Linked DNA regions of Homo sapiens: region 1 is linked to region 2. Evidence: chromatin loops called from intact Hi-C (ENCODE). Cell type or tissue: endothelial cell of umbilical vein. All regions are shown on one strand. Links, peaks and the distances in the headings refer to the core of each region. The heading gives the core; the rest is flanking DNA. Region 1 overlaps FRYL (FRY like transcription coactivator). Region 2 overlaps FRYL (FRY like transcription coactivator).

Region 1 (11,192 bases), core at 988-8,987, 54 kb after region 2:
ATAATTTTAAAGTGAGTGATAAGGGGAAAAAATCAACAAAGGTTATTTCCCAAGAAATGGAAAAAATCCTCAAGAGTGAGGATTGTCTGGAAATATTTTTCTCACCTAAAACAAAAACTGGTACTGGTGTAAACAGGATGCCAGATGTGAAGAAAGCAGGCATGATAGAATATTACTTTTACAATTATTTTATTCAAATTTATATTTTATTCAGATTAAAAACAATCAATATATGAATTCATAATCTATTTCTTGATACATCAGCAATATGGACTTTACCAAAGATCATCTCATTAACTTGAGGAAAAATAAAATAAAACAGGATGAATTCAATTCATAAAAGTTGTGAAGAATCCTGATAGATTTTTGACAAGACAGTTTTTTTGACAAGGTAGAGTTCTACCTCATCTGGCTCCAATTCCAGTTGTTCCCACATATCTTTCCAAATCATGTTTTCAGCTTTGGTTGCCATTAAAACAAAACGGTGAAATTGTTGGGAAATAAAAAATAGCATATGTATTGCTATATCAAAGAAATGGCCACAATCTCAACTTAAACCAGTCTTCCCATGAAAATTTACTCATAAATTCCATGCTTATAAAAAAGGGATAATAAAAGTGCTATTTTAAGAGGGTTTCATGAAGATTAAGAATGTTGCGAGCCCTGTGTGAGGATGGGCTTATTTAAAAATATTAAGCATCAGGCCAGGCGTGGTGGCTCACGCCTGTAATGCCAGCACTCTGGGAGGCTGAAGAGGGCAGATCACTTAAGGTCAGGAGCTTGAGACCAGCCTGGCCAACATGGGGAAACCCTGTCTCCACCAAAAATAGAAAAATTAGCTGGGTGTGGTGGTGTGTGCCTGTAGTCCCAGCTACTTGGGAGGCTGAGGCAGGGGGATCATTTGAACCTGGGAGGCAGAGGCTGCAGTGAGCTGAGACCACATCACTGTACTCCAGCCTGGGCAACAGAGCGAGACTCCGTTTCAAAAAAAAAATACTTAAATAAAAATTATATATATGCATCAAATTGGACTCTGACATCCATTCGCCACTCCTGTAAAAATAGAACTCCGAAGTTATAGCTATAGATATAGCTAGCCACCTGAACATTACGTTTCCCAGCTTTCCTTATAATTGTTTATGGCAATATGACAATGTTTTGGCCAAGCAAAGATAAAAAGTGCAGGTTGGCATCTGGGAAGGAGCACATGTGCCCTCCTGGCCGGGATCTCTTTCCTCCTTTTTCCTCCTTCCTCCTGACTGAACACAACAACTGCCCAGACACGGAAGACACATGTTAACTACATCAGTTATCCCTCCACCTTTCCCCAGCTACAGATGGGAAGTAGATACTTATCTTGTTTAAGCCACATAAAAAGAAAAAAAATAAAAACCAAGCATCAACTGTGTGTCAGGCACTGTCCTGGGCAGTTGAGATGTATCAATGAACAAAACAGATGCAAAATCCTGCCCTCATGAAGCCCAACTGCTAACAGCAGGAGACAATAAACAAGATATTATAGTAAGTAGATTGCGAAGCTATCAGAAGAAAAAGTAGGTAAGAATCATGCAGTGGCCAAGTGTGGGAGATGGCGTAGGGGTTGCAATTTTTAAGTAGTCAGAATACAAGTTGTCAAAAAACTTGACATTTCAACACAGATTGGAAGCAAGAGAGTCATCCAGGTGGACATCAGGAGTAAGAACATTCTAGCCACAGGAAGGGTCAAGGAAGGCCCGAAGTGGAAACATATCTGGCATATTACAGCAACAGCAAGGCGATAAGCAACATCATAACAGATGAGCAAGGAAACGGTAGGGGAAAAGGTCAGAAAGGCCGAGAGGGGCCAGCTCAGGTAAGGCCTGTAGACAACTGCACTCCGAGGTAAGGAGGGAACCCACTGCAGGGCGGAGAGCAGGTAATGTGATCCACCATACATTTGAAAGAATCACTCCGGCTACTGAAACTAACAGAGAAGCACAGAAGCAGGGAAACCTCTGGCTATATTTGTGACTTAAGTGTTAGCAAAACTCTTGTCTTTCAGCATGAGAAATTGGGCTTGGATTCAGTTTAACCCAGCTATCAGCTCTGTTCCCGTGGAAACCATACAGGCAGAATGTCAGCTATGTTACTAGGCAACACTGCTTATGGTAAAAATGACCCACTGGTAAACTGCGAAAGGACTGGGAGGAACTATAAATACCTGTGCTGGCCATAGCTTAGGGCTTCTCTTAGTGTGAGGACTCCTGTAATTTGCCATGTGCCTTGTCGGGATCCTGGAAGCTCATGGTTGTCAAGCAAAATAATGACTTGCGGAGGATGGGGCTCCTAAGCCATGTTAGTGATATACCCACTCATGTGAGCCTCATTACTCACACCTGGGATTCACCCAGAAGCAGGCAGTGGCATAGAGAATGTTCTGGCTGTTCTCTTTGTGGACTGCTACAAGTACCCCCACCAAAGAGAAGACCTGGAGCTTCCCTGATGGCAAGCCGTGTTTCCTGTCCCATATCCTCCCAAGTGAATCTGATGTCAAATGTGGTCTGTGGCAATCCAAAGGTCTGTCTAGTTGAGCCCTAAGAAACCTCCCTGGGCCAGGCACAGTGGTTCATACCTGTAACCCCAGTACTTTGGGAGGTCAAAGCAGGAGGACCACTTGAGGCCAGAAGTTCAAGAGCAGCCCAGGCAAAATAGTGATGCCCTGTCTTTATAAAAAATTTTTAAAATTAGCCAGGCATGGTAGTATGAACCTATAATCCCAGCTACTCAGGAGGCTGAGGCAGGAGAATCACTTCATCCCAATAGTTCAAGGCTACAGTAAGCTGTGATCATACCACTGCACTCCAGCCTGGTTGATAGAACAAGACTCCATCTATTAAAAAAAAAAAAAAAAAAGAAAGAAAAAGAAAAAAAAGGAAGAGGCTGGGCTTAGTGGCTCACGCGTATAATACTAGCACTCTGGGAGGCCGAGGCGAACAAATCGCTTGAGTCCAGGAGTTCGAGATCAGCCTGGGCAACATGGGGAAACCCCATTTCTACAAAAAATACAAAAATCTGCCAGGCGTGGTGGCATGTACCTATAGTCCCACCTACTTGGGAGGCTGAGGCAGGAGCATTGCTTGAGCCTGGGAGGTTGAGGCTGCAGTGAGTTGAGATTACACCACTGCACTCCAGCCTGGGTGACAAAGTCAGATCCCATCTCAAAAAAAATAAAAATAAAAAAAGAAATAAAAGAAAAATAAAAGTCTCTGGGTAGGCACTGTTCTATTGCAGTACCCCAGGCAAGCAATGGTAGCAGCTTGGAAGAGGATGCTAGCAGTGCAAATAATAAAAGTGGTAAGACTGTAAATATAATTAAAAGAAGGAGCCTATAGGATCTTCTAACGAACTGAATGTGGGATGTGAGAGAAAGAGAAGAGTTACGGATAATTGCAAGATTTTTGGCCCAAGCAACTAGAAAGATGAAACAAAAAATTATGGAGAGGGAGCTGGGGATCAAGAGTTCAATTTGACAAGTTAATCTTGAGTTGAGAGTCATTCTTCATTTCACTTTTCCCCCTATGACCCAAGATGGCTACAGCAGCTCCAATTATCATGAGCTTACATTACTATATCCAAAAGGAGTATACCTTATAAATTCAAGGAAACCAGACTCCCAGCAGACTTCCCTTGTGTATCACTATACCTGAACCAATCATTGGCAAGGGGAATGGAACTGACTTCAGGCTGAGCAACACTTACAGTTGCCCCTTGGGACTGAGGGGCACGTGAAACATACAAGCACTAAATGCCTAGATAAAATTAGCAAAAGAAAGAGAAGAATTACTAATAGGCACAATATCTGTTAGAAAGGCCAAGGGTATTAGATGGACAATCCACACAGATACTAAAATCATCCCAAATAAAAGAAGATCAGTAATAAAGTACAGGTACAAAATAAGATAGGGAATCAGCTTAAAAATGAATGAGAGGAAATGACCTCCCCTCTATTCTATGAAAAAAAAATCTAGACAATTTCTATGAAATTTCACAATGATGAAGATTTAAAATAATTTGAGAGGAATAAAACATGAATTAAGAATCTGACTAAAATCAGAAACTCTCAACTGTAGAAGACAGAGAGCACTGTCTGAAAAATTTCCAAAGTAAAATAATTTGGCTTAAACTTATATATCCCAAATGATTAAACAAGTGAGAAGGCAGAATAAAGGCATGTCCAGGACATCATTTCGGGGAGTCCTTTAGCAAAACAAGGATGGAAACCAATGAAGTCTGACAAGAGATACAAAAGAAACAGTGGAAATAATCCAAGAGTAAAATGAAAAAGAAGTCCCAGAATGGCAGCTGTGCAGCAGGAATAGACAATAATTCATCCCATTAACACAGAAAACTAGTGAGTTCCATGAAAGGAAAAAAGGAATGGATTATGTTCAAAAGACAGAATAATTAAGAAGCTGCCTTAATGACAGGAATGCATATTTCAATTAAAAATAAAAGACATACAACAGAAAACTGCAGCAGAATATTGCTGGTTGTATATCCACAGCCTTCCTCCCTTATGCCTTGCTAAAGAGATTCAATTTTTTTTTTTTTTTGGTCACCTGATTTCCTAAGCACCTGATTAGGAGCCCCTCCCCCAGACCCATGGGATGAATCCCACAGGTCTGAAGTAATCCTGAAAATCCCATTCTCCTTTGCCAGTGATTGGTTTAAACCAACGAAACATACAGGAAAGTCATCTGGGAAGCTTCTTGAAAGACTTTCCTCAATGATAAGATGAGAGATCTGATGCGGGGTGTGGGGGATTTGCCATAAAGAACGTTATTGGGCAAATAGTGAATGTGAATATGGACTATATACTGGACAATAGTATTATATCGTAGTGGATGTGGAGGTGCACCACTCACATCCAAAAGACTCACTGGCAGGTGTGAGAAGGATGGGTAAACTGAGAGCTCTAGCTGTTAGCTTTATTTATGTTGGCATTAGTTTTCAAAAGACTTGCACATTCTTTGGACAGCCTCCAGCTATCTTATAACTAAGAAAGGTAGTGGTATAGACCAATTTCTGCCCAATGAGAAGCTCCTCTAATGAACCATCTTGACTCCGGATCTGCCCCTGGAGCTGGCAGACAAAGTATAATCACAATCTGATAGTCTCATCTGTCCAACCCTGCTTCCTCCTTTTACTTTTGTGCAATTGTAATTCTGCCTTGGCATTTGCTTCAACAATTAACAATGAATGTTACATTTCCTGAATTTAATCATCGTTCCATGAATGATCACATTGATAAAGTCCTTTTTCTCTGGTGATATGTGCTGAAGTATTTAAGGTAAAGAGTCATGATATCTGTAAGTCTCTCAAAAGATTCACCAAGATAAAAACTCTAGATATACATCCAGTTATATAGGCAAAGATAAAGAAAAAAGCAACATGATAAAATGTTTATAACTGATGAATATAGGTGAAAGCTAGACAAGAGTTCACATTACTATTGTCACAACTTTTCTGTAAGTTTTAAAGTTTTTCAAAAGTATGTTTACAAAAGGGGAAGATCCAGAAGCAGCAGCCCCCACCTTCTATTCCCTTCTTCCTGCCTTTTAGCACAATGTGAGAAACAGATGCTGGGAGCTGCAGCAGCTACTAGCAGTAAGAGAAGGCCAGGGAAATCAGGTGGCGCCTATCGTTGGAGTCCGTTAATTGCAGCCAAAAACAACTGAAATGATTAGGTGGTTGAGGGGTCGGGGGGAGTGAGCAGGGCAGAAGGGGAGGAGGAATTATTCAAGAACGTCATAATTCAAGTGTGGAAAAAAACATGACATGATTTTTAACAACTGATGGATTGCAGGGAAAGAAAATCCACTGACCTTGCTAATAAGAGATCTTCTTTCTATTGGCACAGGATCATGACATTAAACAAGTAGAGAAGGATGTGCCTAAAACTTACTACTCAGCTCTACAATGAGTATTTACATAAAAAATTTAGGCTCAATATAAAAATAAAGCACCAGTGACTTCAAAGTTACAGAAGTCATGTTTACAAGCTTGTCAGTATAAAAGGTACAACTGAGAGAAGTTAGGGGGGAAGGTGGAGAAAAGAAGGATTTCAATTTGAGTCCCTTCACAAGACTAGGAATCTCCTCTGAACATATTCTAGGTGACTCATTTTTTAACTGTTGTTATTGCAATATAATTCATATACCATAAAATTCACCAATTTAATCATCATTTTAATTGGGCTCTTTATCTTTTTATTACTGAGTTGTAAGAGTTTTCTCGGTACAAGTCCCTTATTAGATATGATTTGCAAATATTTTCTCCCATTTTCACTTTCTTGATAGTCTCCCTTTGAAGCACAAAAGTTTTTAATTCTGATGAAATCCAATTTATGTCTAATATTTAATCTTCTGTTGTCTGTGCTTTTGGTGTCTTATTTAAGAAAGTTTTGCCTAACCCAAAGTCAACCAAGATTTGCTCATATTTTTTAAGAACTTTATAATTTTAACTTTCTCATTTAGGTCTATGATCCATTTTGTTCATTTTTATGTATGGTATGAGAAAATAACCCAAATTCATTCTTTTGCATGTGGAAATCCAGATGTCTCAGTATCGTTTGTTGAACAGATCCCGCATTTCCCCCACTGAATTGTCTTGGTGCCCTTGCCCAAAAAAAATGTTTAGTTAAAAAAAATTCAAGGGACCATAAATGTAAAGACTTATTTGTAAACTCTCAATACTATTTAATTAATCTATATGTATTGACACTTTTTAAAAACTAAGGTAAAATCCACTAACCATCTTAAAGTGTGCAATTGAGTGGCATTAAGTACATGCATTATATTTTACAACCAACACCTCTATCTCTTTCCAAAACATTTTCATCACCCCAAAAGGAAACCCCATACACATACTAAGCAGTCACCATTCTTCCTTGTTGCTGGTAACCACACCACAAATTTGTGTCTCTATGGATTTACCTGTTGTGGATACTTCATATCAATGGCATCATACAATATGTGATTTTTTTTTAAAGGTTCATGCACTTTATAATAGTTAGTACTTCATTTTTATGGCTGAATAATACTCCATTGCATGGACATACCATATTTCGGTTATTCATTCATCAGCTGATGGACATTTGGGTTGTTTCTACATTTTAGCTAACGTAAATAAGGGTTGCTATAAACATTCATATACAAGTGTTTGTTTGAATACCTGTTTTCAGTTATCTGGGAGTATATACCTAGGGTAGAATATTTGAGTCATATGACAATTTCACATTCAACTGAGAAGCCACCCAACTGTCTTCCACAGCATGTGCACCACTCTCCATTCCCACAAGCAATGTGTAAGGTTCCAATTTCTCCATATCTTCATTCACACTTGTGATTTTCTGGGGTTTTTTTGGGGTTTTTTTTTTTTTTTTTAAATGAGAGTCTCACTCTGTTGCCCAGGCTGGAGTGCAGTGGCATGATCTTGGCGCACTGCAGCCTCCGCCTCAGCCTTCCAAGTCGCTGGGACTACAGACATGAGCCACCATGCCTTGCTAATTTTTGCATTTTTAGTAGAGATGGGGTTTCACCATGTTGGCCAGGCTGGTCTCAAACTCCTGACCTCAGGTGATCCACCCGCCTTGGCCTCCAAAAGTGCTGGGATTACAGGCGTGAGCCACTGCACCCGGCCCTGAATCGTTTTCAATTGTGACAACTGGAACTGAACACAATACCCTGGGTGTAGCATTGTGTACAGAACTGTGTACATTGCAGAATAATGTAAGACTAGCACTCTCCCTCTTCTCAACCTCCTCCTTCTATTAGTCTAGACTATGATTCTGTGAAGCCATCTGGTAGTCACATGTTATATCCAAATTGAGTTTATTAATTAAAATATTGACGTTGTTTATATTCAGTCACATCTCCCTCACCCTTGTAACTGTGCAGTTGGTTTTTTAACCCATGTATGAAACTTCACATCCAGCTCCACACTAAGTTATCCCATTAGCCATGGCCCACTATTTCACTCAGAAATACTATTTCCATTAAGTTAACCCTAGAAAATTCATTTCTTCCAGAAATTTGATACACATAGCCTCAACATTTTCATTCACATCATTACAAAAAATAGACAGTGAATTTCCACATGCCACTAGAAATTTCTCTCCAGTTGTCACCAATTCATTACTCATTAACTTTTGAGGTATGCCTCAACCAATCACATTTCTACCTAATTGTATGGTCATCCAGCCAACATTATTCAGCTGACATTATCCCCCTTGTCAGAGAGAAACGTTGCAAAATCTCCAGCTGAAATCCAGTTATACTGTACCTTATATGTTCTCCTGACCCACACTCTAATAATCCTCTCTAAAAACAAGGCTAACCTAATTGTCTTTATTGAGGCCATGTGATACTTTTCTTTAAAAATGTAATCAAAGCCAATGTTTTTGGTACATAAAGCACAATGACCTTAGATTAGATCATACTAGGCTTCAAAACATACTGAGATTTTTATTCCAACATTAAAATAAAAAAAACAGTATGTATCACTCAAGGCAACACAAGGAACTATCTCATGCATTCTACTTGAGACTATCAAGACAAATGTGTCAATTTATTGCAACTTAAGTTTATAATTTGTTTAAATTCTACAAGTCTGTCCTCAACATCAAAAATTCAATTAAAAAAAAAAAAGAGGCCAGGTTTGGTGGCTTATGCCACCAAATCCCAGAACTTTGGGAGGCCGAGGGAAGAGAACTGCTTGAGCCCAGGAATTTGAAAACAGCCTGGGCAACACAGGGAGACCTCATCTCTATAAAAAATGAAAAATTAGCCATGCGTGGTGGCACATGCCTGTAGTCCCAGGTGCTCAGGAGGCCGAGGCGGGAAGAATTGGTTGAGCTGGGAGGTCAAGGCTGCAGTGAGCCAAGATTGCACCACCACACTCCAACCTAGGCAACAGAGCAAGACTTTGTCTCAAAAAAAAAAAAAAAAGGTTCCCCCATGTGTTTCCCAAAATACAATTTAATTGGTAAACTTTTGTTTCCAATAATGTAGATTTTATTAAAACCAATTTCTGTAATTCCTTTAAGAGCACATTCCTCACTCAAATCACTCTCACAACACTGTCAGATATTGTTCCAGTCTAAAATGACCTCTATTTTGCCCTTCCTGTGATACCTACTGTCTCTGCCACTCACTCTGACACTAAGCCATCTGTTGTTTGGTATTTGTTGCTTGTTAACTGTCTGATAATTTGCTAATTGTCTACAATTGGATCCTTCAGAGAAGTGACCCCTCTCATACTATTCTAACTTTACCACAACCAACATAGTGTTTATTAGAAGACACGCACTCAAATACTTACAGTAATTTATATCAAATATAATAAATCCAATGAAGAATTAAAATTGACAGGAGAAGTAGCTCATGCCTGTAATCCCAGCACTTTGGGAGGTGGAGGTGGCAAGTTTGCTTGAGCTCATTAGTTCAAGACCAGCCTAGGCAACACAGTAAGACCCTGTCTCTACAAAAAATTTAAAAAGTCCCCAGGTGTGGTGGCACACGCCTGTAGTCCAAGCTACTTGGGAGGCTGAAGTGGGAGGACTGCTCAAGCCCAGGAGGTTGAGGCTACAGTGAGCCATGATTGCGCCACTGCACTCCAGCCTGGGCTACGGAGTGAGACTCTGTCTCTAAGGTGAAAAATCATCTGATACCTCCGAAGACATTTAAGGTTGTCTAGTTCATCTGGGTGACTGTAGTGTGGTGACTAATAGGGAAAGCAGGCTCAAGCTGAGGACTCCCCAAGACAAGGCAGCTCTGTGCATATTCCAAGGTAGTGGGAAAGAAAAAGAAACAGAAATGAACTGAAAATGAAAGGTGAAGAAAAATGTAAAAGAAACAGGCTGCTGCATTCCCTTTGAAAACTGGCACAAGACAAGGATGCCCTCTCTCACCACTCATATTCAACATAGTGTTGGAAGTTCTGGCCAGGGCAGGAGAAGGAAATAAAGGGTATTCAATTAGGAAAAGAGGAAGTCAAATTGTCCCTGTTTGCAGATGACATGACTGTATATTTAGAAAACCCCATTGTCTCAGCCCAAAATCTCCTTAAGCTGATAAGCAACTTCAGCAAAGTCTCAGGATATAAAATCAATGGGCAAAAATCACAAGCATTCCTATACACCAATAACAGACAAACAGAGAACCAAATCATGAGTGAACTCCCATTCACAATTGCTTCAAAGAGAATAAAATACCTAGGAATCCAACTTACAAGGGATGTGAAGGACCTCTTCAAGGAGAACTACAGACCACTGCTCAATGAAATAAAAGAGGATACAAACAAATGGAAGAACATTCCATGCTCATGGGTAGGAAGAATCAATATCGTGAAAATGGCCATACTGCCCAAGGTAATTTATACATTCAATGCCATCCCCATCAAGCTACCAAAGACTTTCTTCACAGAATCGGAAAAAACTAAAGTTCATATGGAACCAAAAAAGAGCCTGCATCGCCAAGACAATCCTAAGCCAAAAGAACAAAGCTGGAGGCATCATGCTACCTGATTTCAAACTATACTACAAGGCTACAGTAACCAAAACAGCATGGTACTGGTACCAAAACAGAGATATAGACCAATGGAACAGAACAGAGCCCTTAGAAATAATACCATGCATCTACAACCATCTGATCTTTGACAAACCTGACAAAAACAAGAAATGGAGAAAGGATTCCCTATTTAATAAATGGTGCTGGGAAAACTGGCTAACCATATGTAGAAAGCTGAAACTGGATCCCTTCCTTACACCTTATACAAAAATTAATTCAAGCTGGATTAAAGACTTAAATGGCAGACCTGAAAGCATAAAACCCTAGAAGAAAACCTAGGCAATACCATTCAGGACATGGGCATGGGCAAGGACTTCATGTCTAAAACACCAAAAGCAATGGCAACAAAAGCCAAAATTGACAAATGAGATCTAATTAAACTAAAGAGCTTCTGCAAAAGAAACTACCATCAGAGTGAACAGGCAACCTACAGAATGAGAGGAAATTTTTGCAATCTATCCATGTGACAAAGGGCTAATATCCAGAATCTACAAAGAACTCAAACAAATTTACAAGAAAAAATCAAACAACCCCATCAAAAAGTGGGCAAAGGATATGAACAGACACTTCTCAAAAGAAGACATT
Region 2 (11,192 bases), core at 1,555-9,554:
GCAAGTACTTAATAAATGGAAACTACCTGTACTATTATCTATAAAAATAAAAGAACGGACTAAAAGATCTCTTTAAAAAAAGGTTCAATTCCTCATTTCTATAAGTAATATTGTAGTGAATACCTTGATTGGCAATCTTTGTACACATCTTTGATTTCTCCCTTAAGAAAAAGTCTTGAAACAGAATTGCTATTTCAAATGGTATGAAATACACTTGGCTTTACTCCCCTACTGACCTATGTGGAATGCAGACACATACTGCCTGTTAAAAAATGCAAATGTCTTCCTTTTCTCCATGAGTACTTTAAAAGCTGTTAATTGGCCTTTTCACACCTTTTCTACTATTTCTTGGTACAATTGCTTGTCGGTATTTCTTTTTTCCACTTACTCCATTTAAGCTATCTCATTTTCCTTTATATCGCTCTAACATCCCATACACAAATTTAATTATCATAATTCAGTATATTCTTCAAAAAGGTTTTTAAGATTCTTCTTTATCTATCTAAAAACGGAAGTCCTTGTCTCTTACAAATGCATACTGAAGTATTTACAGGTGAAATGTTGTGACAAAGAAAATGACTCAAAAATAATTGGGACCTGCAGAAAGAGGGTGGGTAACAATGGTTTCATAAATGTTTGAGCTGAGGAATGGGCACCTGAGCATTTATTCTACTATTCTCCCCGTTTATTTTTTAATCCCTCTCAGTGGGAGAAAATTGTTTTTAAATTATATCTTTAAAAGAAGACATAAATATTAAAATAACAATCATGGTTTAGCTTCAACCGTTGATACAACAAAACAATAATTCAGCGATTTAAAAAAAAAAAAAAGACCAAAAATACTTAAGCCAAGTTCAAAAGTGAAGGAAACAACTACAGTATTTAGAATCTCTCAATTATATTTGCCAGTAATTCCCACAGATAAAAACATACTACAATGCATTTTTCCAAACCATGGCTTCAGCATACCATGCTGATTCTCCAAAACAATATTAGTATTTATATTGTGCATTACAAGAATACAATTAGGCCTCTGTATGTGCCCACATGAATATTTGATGAGGAGTTTTATTATGTACGAGTATTAAATAATCCAAATTCTCTTGGTGACTAAATCGCATCTTGGTACCAAGTTAGGCACATCATAAGCAATACCTACAGATTAACAGAGCCACCAAAGTGTTTTATTTTTGCCCAAAGGCTGCAAGGAAGACCAGCATAATGAAAAAATGATCTCACTGCATATTTTTTACTATCACAGGGAAATATCACCTGGTTTCTGGGTAGAAAATGCTTGACTTTGGTGTCAGGCATGACAGCAAGAGAGCACAGCAAAGAGATTAAGCTGCATATCTCGGGATGAAGAACAATGGCTGCTCTCCAGGTTTCAAGTGGGGGGTGGGAGGTGGAGGAGAAGACACATTAAAGATATGTTTTCTAAAATCTTTTCACTTCAATAAAAAAATACATTTAAAAAAGTATTTAAAAATTTAGAATACTTTTTTTTTTTTTGAGGCAGTCTTGCTCTGTTGCCCAGGCTGCAATGGAATGGCGCAATCTCAATTCACTACAACCTCTGCTTCCCGGGCTCAAGCAATTCTCCTGCTCAGCCACCTGAGTAGCTGGGATTACAGGCATGTGCCACTGCGCCCAGCTACGTTTTGTATTTTTAGGAGAGACAGGGTTTCACCATGTTGCCCAGGCTGGTCTTGAACTCCTGACCTCAGGTGATCCACTTGCCTCGGCCTCCCAAAGTGCTGGGATTATAGGTGTGAGCCACTGTGCCCAACCTATAATACATTTTTTAAAACCCAGTATACATATACACAATATAATATGATATATTGGAAATAATCTGCAATATGCTTTGGTAGTCTCTAACGTAATTACAGGAAAAACAAGTGTTATATTCTAGTCATTTCCCACTAAAATTATTTCTTGACTTCATAATTTGTAAATCCCTGGCCCAAAAAAACTGCCCCATGGCTGGACATGATAGCTCACTCCTGTAATCTCAGCACTTTGGGGGGCCAACGCAGGGGGATCACTTGAGCTCAGGAATCTGAGACCAGCCTGGGCAACATAGTGAAACCTCATCTCTAGTAAAAGTAAAAGAAGTCAGCTGGGCATGGTGGCACTAGCCTGTAGTCCCAGGCTAAGGTGAGAGGATCACCTAAGCTTGGTAGGTAGAGGCTGCAGTGAGCAGTGACTGTGCCCCTGCACTCTAGCCTGGGCAACAGAGTGAGACCCTGTTTCAAACAAACAAACAAACAAACAAACAAAAAATTGGCCCACATCTCCTGCTTACTGAGCAAAGGAGAAAATGCGTAAGAATCAGTGAACTACTGTTTAAACATACCCCTAAGAGAAGATAACCTCCAGAGTTTCTTCCTGTTCTAGAGCTCTGTGGTGCTGTAAGAGTTGCTCTGAGACTGTGATCCTCTAAAGGGTACATACATCATTACATCTCCCACAGAAACTAGAAAAGTGGTGTTCGGAAAAATAGAGTACTAAATAAAGATGTACTAGCTTCAACTGATAATGTGCAAACTACGCATATATGTAAAGGTCTCCGTCATTTAAAGGTAAGTTTTCCACGTATGATTACAGGTAAAAATCAATGCTACTATGTATCATTTGAAAATTCATAAGCATTAAGATGTTAACATATATTTACTGTAAATATATATATATATATTTGTATGTGGGTACAATGTATGACAAAATACATAAAACAAATGCCACAGAACAAATACTATTCTTGTTACTTTGTCCATAAATATAATAAACTGCAAAATTATGATATAGGCATGAGCAAAGACTTCATGATTAAAATGCCAAAAGCAATTGCAACAAAAGCAAAAATTGACAAATGGGATCTAATCAAACTAAAGAGCTTCTCTACATCAAAAGAAACTACCATCAGAGTGAACAGGCAACCTACAGAATGGCAAAACGTTTTTGCAAGCTACCCATCTGACAAAGGTCTAATATCCAGAATCTACAAGGAACTTAAACAAATTTACAAGAAAAAAACAACCCCATCAAAAAGTGGGCAAAGGATATAAATAGACACTTCACAAAGGAAGACATTTATGCAGCCAACAAATATATGAAAAACAGCTCAACATCACTGATCATTAGAGAAATGCAAATCAAAACCACAATGAAATACCATCTCACGCCAGTCACAATGGCGATGATCAAAAAGTCAAGAAACAATAGATGCTGGTGAGGCTGTGGAGAAATAGGAATGCTTTTACACTGTCGGTGGGAGGGTAAATTAGTTCAACCATTGTGGAAGACAGGGTGGCGATTCCTCAAGGATCTAGAACCAGAAATACCATTTGATCCAGCAATCCCATTACTGGGTATGTACCCTAAGGAATATAAATCATTCTACCATAAAGACACATGCACACATATGTTTACTGCAGCACTATTTACAATAGCAAAGACATGGAACCAACCCAAATGCCCATCAATGATAGACTGGATAAAGAAAATGTAGTACATATACACCATGGAATACCGTGCAGCCATAAAAAAGAATGAGTTCACGTCTTTTGTGGGGACATGGATGAAGCTAGAAGCCATCATCCTCAACAAACTAACACAAGAACAGAAAACCAAATACCGCATGTTCTCACTCATAAGTGGGAGTTAAACAACGAGAACACGTGGACACTGGAAGGGGAACATCACACACTGGGGCCAGTCAGCAGGTGGGGGGCAAGGAGAGGGAGAACACTAGGACAAATAGCTAATGCATGTGGGGCTTAAAACCTAAATGATGGGGGGATAGGTGCAGGACACCATTATGGCACACGTATACCTATACAACAAACCTACACGTTCTGCACTTGTATCCCGGAACTTAAAGTATAATAAAATATATATATACATAATCAAATTAAATTACTAACTTTTAGTTTCAATGGTATTATTTTTCTCCTGCCTGCTTAATGATACTATTATTAAGCAAGAAAATAAGAAAAAAAAAACATAAGCCCAGTATAAAAGAAAAATAACGATAAGAGATCTATCTATCTATCTATCTATCTATCTATCTATCTATCTATCTATCTATCACTTTCACAAGTCAACCATGATCAACAGCACTCTTAAATCCATCAGGTTTTGGCTCAAACAATCTCTGCTTTTGTCTTAAAATGAATAATTTTTCTCCAAAAAAAGTCAATTACAAGGTTTTTTCCTATATGCATCAAATTTCAATAAACTATTATGGTGTAACTGAAGAAGAAGAATAAAGGAAGCTACATCGAAGACTTGGAATTTTAAACCACAATAAAACCTTGTACACTAAGGATAATAAGGTCAATTCCTATATTTTTATATACTATAAAATACCATATGATACAGTAAAAGACATTTCTTATAACAGCCTGAAAATTATGACTCTTACTTTCTTTCCATTTTTACCTAAATTTTACCTAAAATTTCCATTCTTTTGAGGTTTTGACTTATTTGGAAAAAATCTAGAATTTTACCAAAATTAATATAATTTCAGATTTGTAAACAAGGGAAATGTTTACAAACTTTTTTTACTTCAAAAAATAATGTATTTTTACAGGTGCCAATTTTAAATCTCCAGCTCTAGTTTACATTTCTCACCTTTCTTGGATTTCTCAATGTTGATTATAAACTAACTAAAATGAAGCATACTTCTATTTTTATTTTTTGGGATGGAGTCTCACTCTGTCCCCCAGGCTGCGGTGTCTCAGCTTACTGCAACCTCTGCCTCCTGGGTTCAAGCAATTCTCCTGCCTCAGTCTCCTGAGTAGCTGGGATTACAGGTGCACGCCACCACACCCGACTAATTTTGTATTTTTAGTAGAGATGGGGTTTCACTATGCTGGTCACGCTGGTCTTAAACTCCTGACCTCAGGTGATCCACCCGCATGGGCCTCGCATGAGCCACCATGTCTGGCCCTAAAATGAAGCATACTTTTAAAAAGCTTCATAGAGAAGTACTTAAAGAAAAAAATGAAATAGAGAATTTGCATTGGCAAAGAAGAAATAAGAATGGTAATGATGAGGATAGTACAGAATGGGAATAGCATCTCTGGAGACTTTTCATTAAAGACCTGTTAGTGATCAAGTTGAAGGATACAATTGAACCAATTGATGTTGAGGCATTTCCACAGGCACAGGGAGACCTGCATTTAACATTTACTGGGGATCAACCTAAGCTCCAGGAATCTATACTCAGTGGCACTTACACACACAGCTGCTACCATCAAGGAGTTTACAGACAAGCTGGAAAGGAGACATGGGCAGTAGCATGTTTCAAGTGCTTTGAGAGAAGTTACCTAAATATGTTCAAGCTGCAACCAGGTACAAAGGAGACAGTCATCAACCTGAGTGGAGAAGGGAACAGGAAAGACTTCACTGAAGAAGTGGTGCTCACAGCTCCTGTTACCAGAAGACTTACTATAGCCACAATCTGTAACTACGCGAATGGGTTCTTGCCTCTCTTTGAGAAGCTAGCTAACTGATGACTTTTAAAAAGCTACATAAGTAACATATTCAGGTGTTAATAAACAAGATGTTTTTCCTGTAAGCCTCCCTGCCACAATTTCTCAATGTGACGTGATGGGCTCCAAAGCTGGATGCTATCACACACCCTCTGAGTTACACAACAGCTCCTGGCTCTGTCCCAAAAGTGGTTATCTTGGTATTGCCTCCTCCCCATGTTTGTGAAAGAAAATACTGTGCTGGGTGAGATTTACACTGATTGACAGTTCCTCTCGCTCTAGAAATGTATAAAGCATAATAAGCAGTTTATTCAGATCAACATCCTCTGTAGAGAAAATAACACATTTCCAAGTTAGTAACAAAACAACATTCCAAATTAGTTTGGTCACTATGGATGACCATATAGAACATGCCACCACAAAGCTTAATCCTTCACATTCCAGTACACATCCTGTAACTCTGAAAAAACATGCATATAAGAGTCAGTAGGCACCACCCCCACCCCAACCCCCACAAATAGGCTTTATTCTCCACAGTGGTTAAGTCAGTCTAAACAAGTAACAAATATAGGAGGGTAGAATTCAGAATTGGTTCACTGCACTCTAACAAATGGTGCCCTAGAAATCCAAGTTAATTAAATACCCATAACAACAGCAGCAACGACTAATTACCGAGAGCCTACTATGTGTGACCATCTAAGATGCTTCACATATGTTACTTCATTTTAACCCAAACCAGCCCATAATTTCAGTAAATGTTCAACTTTACAAATGTGGAAACTGACAAAGCTAATAAATGAACTGAAAAGTACTGTACCTCTGGATTATATTTTAAAGTATAAGCTGTTATATGGAGTTGAGATAAAATTCTCAAATTAAAATGCAATTATTTTCAATGGCTGTTTGGAAGATAAAATGCAATTATGATTTCAATATGTCCTTATATTGATTCTGAACCTCAGAACAGAAAAAGCTAGAGAACTCTCAAAAAGGATAACTAAACATAATTAACACATCATTTGCTTTAAATATTTCATGAAAACATAAGAGTTTGCCCTATCAAAAGTAAAAAATAGTGGGGGATGGGAAAGAGATCATACTGTGACCAACAAATCACAGAGATGCTTATTTGAAGACTAAATTCAATCCTCATCTGTTAATATCTTACTATTTAAAGTTCAATGAACAACTTCATAAAGGAAAGAGATTGTCCTTTGTTTCAGCCAAGATTTTTAAATCTTTAATCTAAAATACATGCTTCTCAAAGATGGATGCTAACAATTTAAACAAGGTGCTAATTCAATCAGTTGCACAATTCTGGCTCAGCAGTTTCTCTATTACAGGGAAAATGTGACAAAGTAAACAAGCCCTACCTGTGGTTTAACATGAAAATTCCCTCCACTCCACATAAATCGCCCTTCTTCTTCTGGGTCCCTACATGCCTCTTTTCCTTTTTCCTCCTCTATTTTGAGAGAATATTTGGCCCCTGGATCAGTTTACTGGTGTTCAGGGTCATCTGAATTGTATCTTTTGAATATTGTCTACAGATCCAGTTCCCAATCTAGATTTGCTACTACTCTTAAGAATTTTAACATACATTTAAATCATATTAAGCTAGATATTAATGTTAACTAGAATATTTATTAGAGTAAAGCAAAAAGACAAAAAAAATTTAAGTGCTCTAAAAACCTAACACCAGGTATAGTATAATAAAGGAACAGAGTCCGACTGCCTATCGAGCACTGCACTAGGCAGTGAGAGACACGAATGATGAATAAGACACCACCTACCACCTTAAGGAATTTGTGGTGTGGTGTGACTCACCCAGCTAGCTCTATACTGTCTCAGAAGGAGATTGTGGTAGAAAGTTCTAATACGGTACAAATGCAGTTATTACAGAAAAACAAAAGATTTTTTTTTAATATATCAGGCTTCTGAATTAATGCCATGATTATATTTGAAGCTGTAATACTCACGTAGAACTTAAAATGAGAGGGGAAATAAGACACCGGGAGGGCAAAGTGAGACACTGGGTCATTTCTCCCACCTCATCAGGTTTTTTTCACCATCACTACTAGTTACATAAATCCTACGTGAAATGCAGTATTTTACTTATGACAATTTTACATTTTAAGCCTTTCATAAACCTGTCAAACCATGAGCTACAATGAATATTTTTGCTTTTATAGATTCTCAGTTTTAAAAATAGTAACTTTCAGCTAGACACAGTGGTCACGCCTGTAATCCCAGTACTTGGGGAGGCTGAGGTGGGAGGATCACTTGAGCCCAGGAGTTCAAGACCAGCCTGGGCAACATAGTAAGACCCCATCTCTAAAAAAAATCAAAATCCTAGCCAGGCATGGTGGTGTGTGTTTGTAGTCCCAGCTACTTGGGAGGCTGAGGTGGGAGGATCGCTTGAGCCCAGGAGGTCAAGGCTGCAGTGAGCTATGATTGCACCACTGCACTTCAGCCTGGGTGACAAAGCAAGACCCTGACTCAAAAAAATTAAATTAAAAAAAAAAAAAAACTTTCATCACTCCAAACTAAATGCATTATAATTGAAGCTTACTGTACCAAATAATTTCACTCTTACCTGTAAGTACTTGCCCTAGTTACTGTTTCAAAGTAATTTTTAAAAAAAACTTAAAATCACATTGCAGAAACTAGACTCAAGGTGCTTATTTAATCTTAGGCAAGCTCATTTAAAAATTCCATTAAGATACTTCTACCTTAAAATAATACAACCAAAATAGTTTTCATTAGTTAATATTATTGAAACACCAAAACTGTTAAATGTGACTTTAGAAAATTGACTTTTAAATGGGTTTAAAAGGTTTAGTTTCTACTATATTTCAGATAACAAAAATTCAGTATAGGACCAAAATTATTATCATCGCCCAACTCTTTTATTGCATCAATATGTATTAGGAGACAAAAACAACTATTTAATTCAAGAGGTGATCCAAAGAAACTAAAAGTTAGATTAATATCTGTAAAGTCATATCCACAACAAATCTGTAAAAACCCCATTTCCAATGTAATTTCAGAGAAATGATTTCATATGAGAAGGCAACACAATGTATGCAGTATAGTTACACAATACTAAGCCACAGTTACCCACACAAAATCACTTAACCTCATTTATAGGAAGAAAAGGAGAGGAAAAAGAAGGGAGTGAAGGAAAAATTGAATAAGAGAGAGACAGAAGGAAACCTGTAAGGATTTTTAAAAAGAGAGTATATGAAATCATTTTGCAAGTTGTAGGCAGTAAATAATATTAGTACCCTTCCCTTTACAAAAGAAACATGCTGGCTGGCGCTGATCTATTAACAAAATCAAGTATGAGAATCAAGTAAACTAATCCTTGTCAATAGACAGACTATTACATTTACTCTAGAAAGATACACGCTAAGAAGTCAGCTAAGCGGACAATGAGTCCAAAGGTATCTCAGATAAAAGCAGAGGTGCATTCAAATACCTACACATTCATTATTTTATTGACCATTTTCTGCTACCTGGCGATCAAATATTTAATGCCCTGAATATGCCATTACCCCCAGTAAGTCATAAGAACTCTAATATCGTCATACTGTCTTATAAACATATTTTTGTCAACCCAATATACAGAATATAAGCATTATTTGATGTGCACTGAACTATAAAAGCTGCTTCAAACAGCAAGTAACATTCTTCTGTTTCTAAATGAGGTTACTCCCAAAAGTTCTATTCAAAATTTTATAAAATTATACTTGAGACTTCCTTCTTTTATAAGAAATTTGAATGACTGATCCACCACATGGAATGCTCCCTAATCTCATACAATTCAACGTATATCTACTGGGTTCCTATCAGTTTTAAAAATAAAAAATAGGCCAGGTATGGTGGCTCATGCCTGTAATCCCAGCACTTTGGGAGGCTGAGGCGGGCGGATCACCTGAGGTCAGGAGTTCGAGACCAGCCTGGCCAACATGGTGAAACCCTGTCTCTGCTAAAAATACAAAAACTAGCCAAGCATGGTGGTGCATGTCTGTAATCCCAGCTACTCAGGAGGCTGAGGCAAGAGAATCGCTTGAACCCTAGAGGCGGAGGTTGCAGTGAGTCGAGAATGTGCCACTATACTCCAGCCTGGGTGACAGGGTGAGACTCTGTCTCAAAAAAAAAAAAAAAAAAAAAAAAAAAAAAAAAAAAAATGCTGGGCGCGGTGGCTCACGCTTGTAATCCCAGCACTTTGGGAGGCCGAGGCAGGCGGATTACGAGGTCAGGAGATCGAGACCATGGTGAAACCCCGTCTCTACTAAAAATACAAAAAATTAGCCGGGCATGGTGGTGGGCTCCTGCAGTCCCAGCTACTCGTAGAGGCTGAAGCAGAATGGTGTGAATCCGGGAGGCGGAGCTTACAGTGAGAGGAGATCGGGCCACTGCACTCCAGCCTGGGCGACAGAGCAAGACTCCGTCTCAAAAAAAAAAAAAAAAGAAAAAGAAAGAAAAGAAAAAATACATAATTTCTTTGTACTCCAAATAAATACATGAATATTTCTCAACATAAACTATGATAAATCTTAGAATTGACACAGCAAAAGAAAACTGAGTATATGTTGAGTTAAAAAAAATTAATCTTGGGATCTAAGAAGGATCAGAGAATAGTGGGGGTTGGTGGAGAAGAGAGGTACAGATGTCATGATGGAAGATCGGAGATGAGCTAAGAAAAGAGGCAGAAAAGTACCCATCTTGGCTGCCCAAAGAAAGTTGTCTCAGGAGAGCAGATCTTGAAACCTAAAGAAAATGATAAAAGCTTCAATACCAGATGGGATCTCATTCTTCCACAATCATAGAACCACCGTAAGTTTTTGAGAAAGGAAGTGATATGAACAGACTGTTGACTCTAAAAGTTGTCTTCTGAAGCAGACTAGATGGGGAATAGGGACTAAGACAGTATGGGACCAATTTTTAAAAATCTATCCCAGTAGTCAAGAGAGGGAATGAACAAAATCCTGAATTAGAACTGAAAGAATTTTATAACTGAACAAATAGGCACCATCACCTTTCACAATTACTACAACAGTCTGCTAACCAGCTCCTGACTGACTTCTACGTGACCCCCTCCAATGGATTACCCCTGCCACAGCCAGAGTGATCTCTTTACAAAGCAATCAGATGATATCTCAGGCCCCTCAATCCCTTCTCCCTGCATGCCAGCTAAACTGGTCTTTTCATTTCCTAGAAGTCCAACTTCGTTTCTGCCTCAGGATCCTTTTACACACTGTTTCCTATGTCTGGAAGCTGCCACACTGACTTTTTTCCACCAAGCTAATCCTAAACATCCTTCAAATCTTAGCTTAAGTGTCATTTTCTCAAAGAGGCAACTCACAACCTCTCCAATGTAATAATGTGTCCCCACTTTTACATTCTCTCTTAGAATTCTTAACCACATATTTAGACATAGTTTGTGTATTTGTGGAACACCTACTCCCCTCTTAGACCATTCCCTGAGAGCTAGGATTATACTATTTGCCACTAGTGCCTAGCCTGTACTTGAAACCCGATAGGTACTCAACAAATACTTGTTGAATAAATAATGAATAAATAATAAATAAAGTCAAAAAGGTCACTTCAATTTCTCATCTGGGAAAATGGCAATACCATTACCTGATAAAGGGAACACAGGTTTGTGGATAAAGTCACATTCTATCTAAA

What was found. Peaks named below come from ENCODE experiments on the same cell type or tissue, not always from the same donor. Only the 100,000 strongest peaks of a DNase experiment are listed, where the experiment ranks them.
Region 1: a loop joins it to region 2, with 4 times the contacts of the local background. A loop is called at or near these places in 3 of 110 quality-filtered maps.

What each region holds. Positions count from the first base shown.
Region 1 is chr4:48,747,262-48,758,453 of GRCh38, forward strand. The region is part of intron 1 of FRYL (FRY like transcription coactivator); the gene reads right to left. Among named protein-coding and RNA genes, the nearest start is that of FRYL, 27 kb to the right of the region's middle. In endothelial cell of umbilical vein, for the core only: no CTCF peak of the experiment used is centred there; DNase peaks (open chromatin) are centred at 5,240 and 5,640; H3K27ac peaks cover 1,519 bases.
Region 2 is chr4:48,692,806-48,703,997 of GRCh38, forward strand. The region is part of intron 2 of FRYL (FRY like transcription coactivator); the gene reads right to left. Among named protein-coding and RNA genes, the nearest start is that of FRYL, 82 kb to the right of the region's middle. In endothelial cell of umbilical vein, for the core only: no CTCF peak of the experiment used is centred there; DNase peaks (open chromatin) are centred at 5,806 and 7,316; H3K27ac peaks cover 3,230 bases.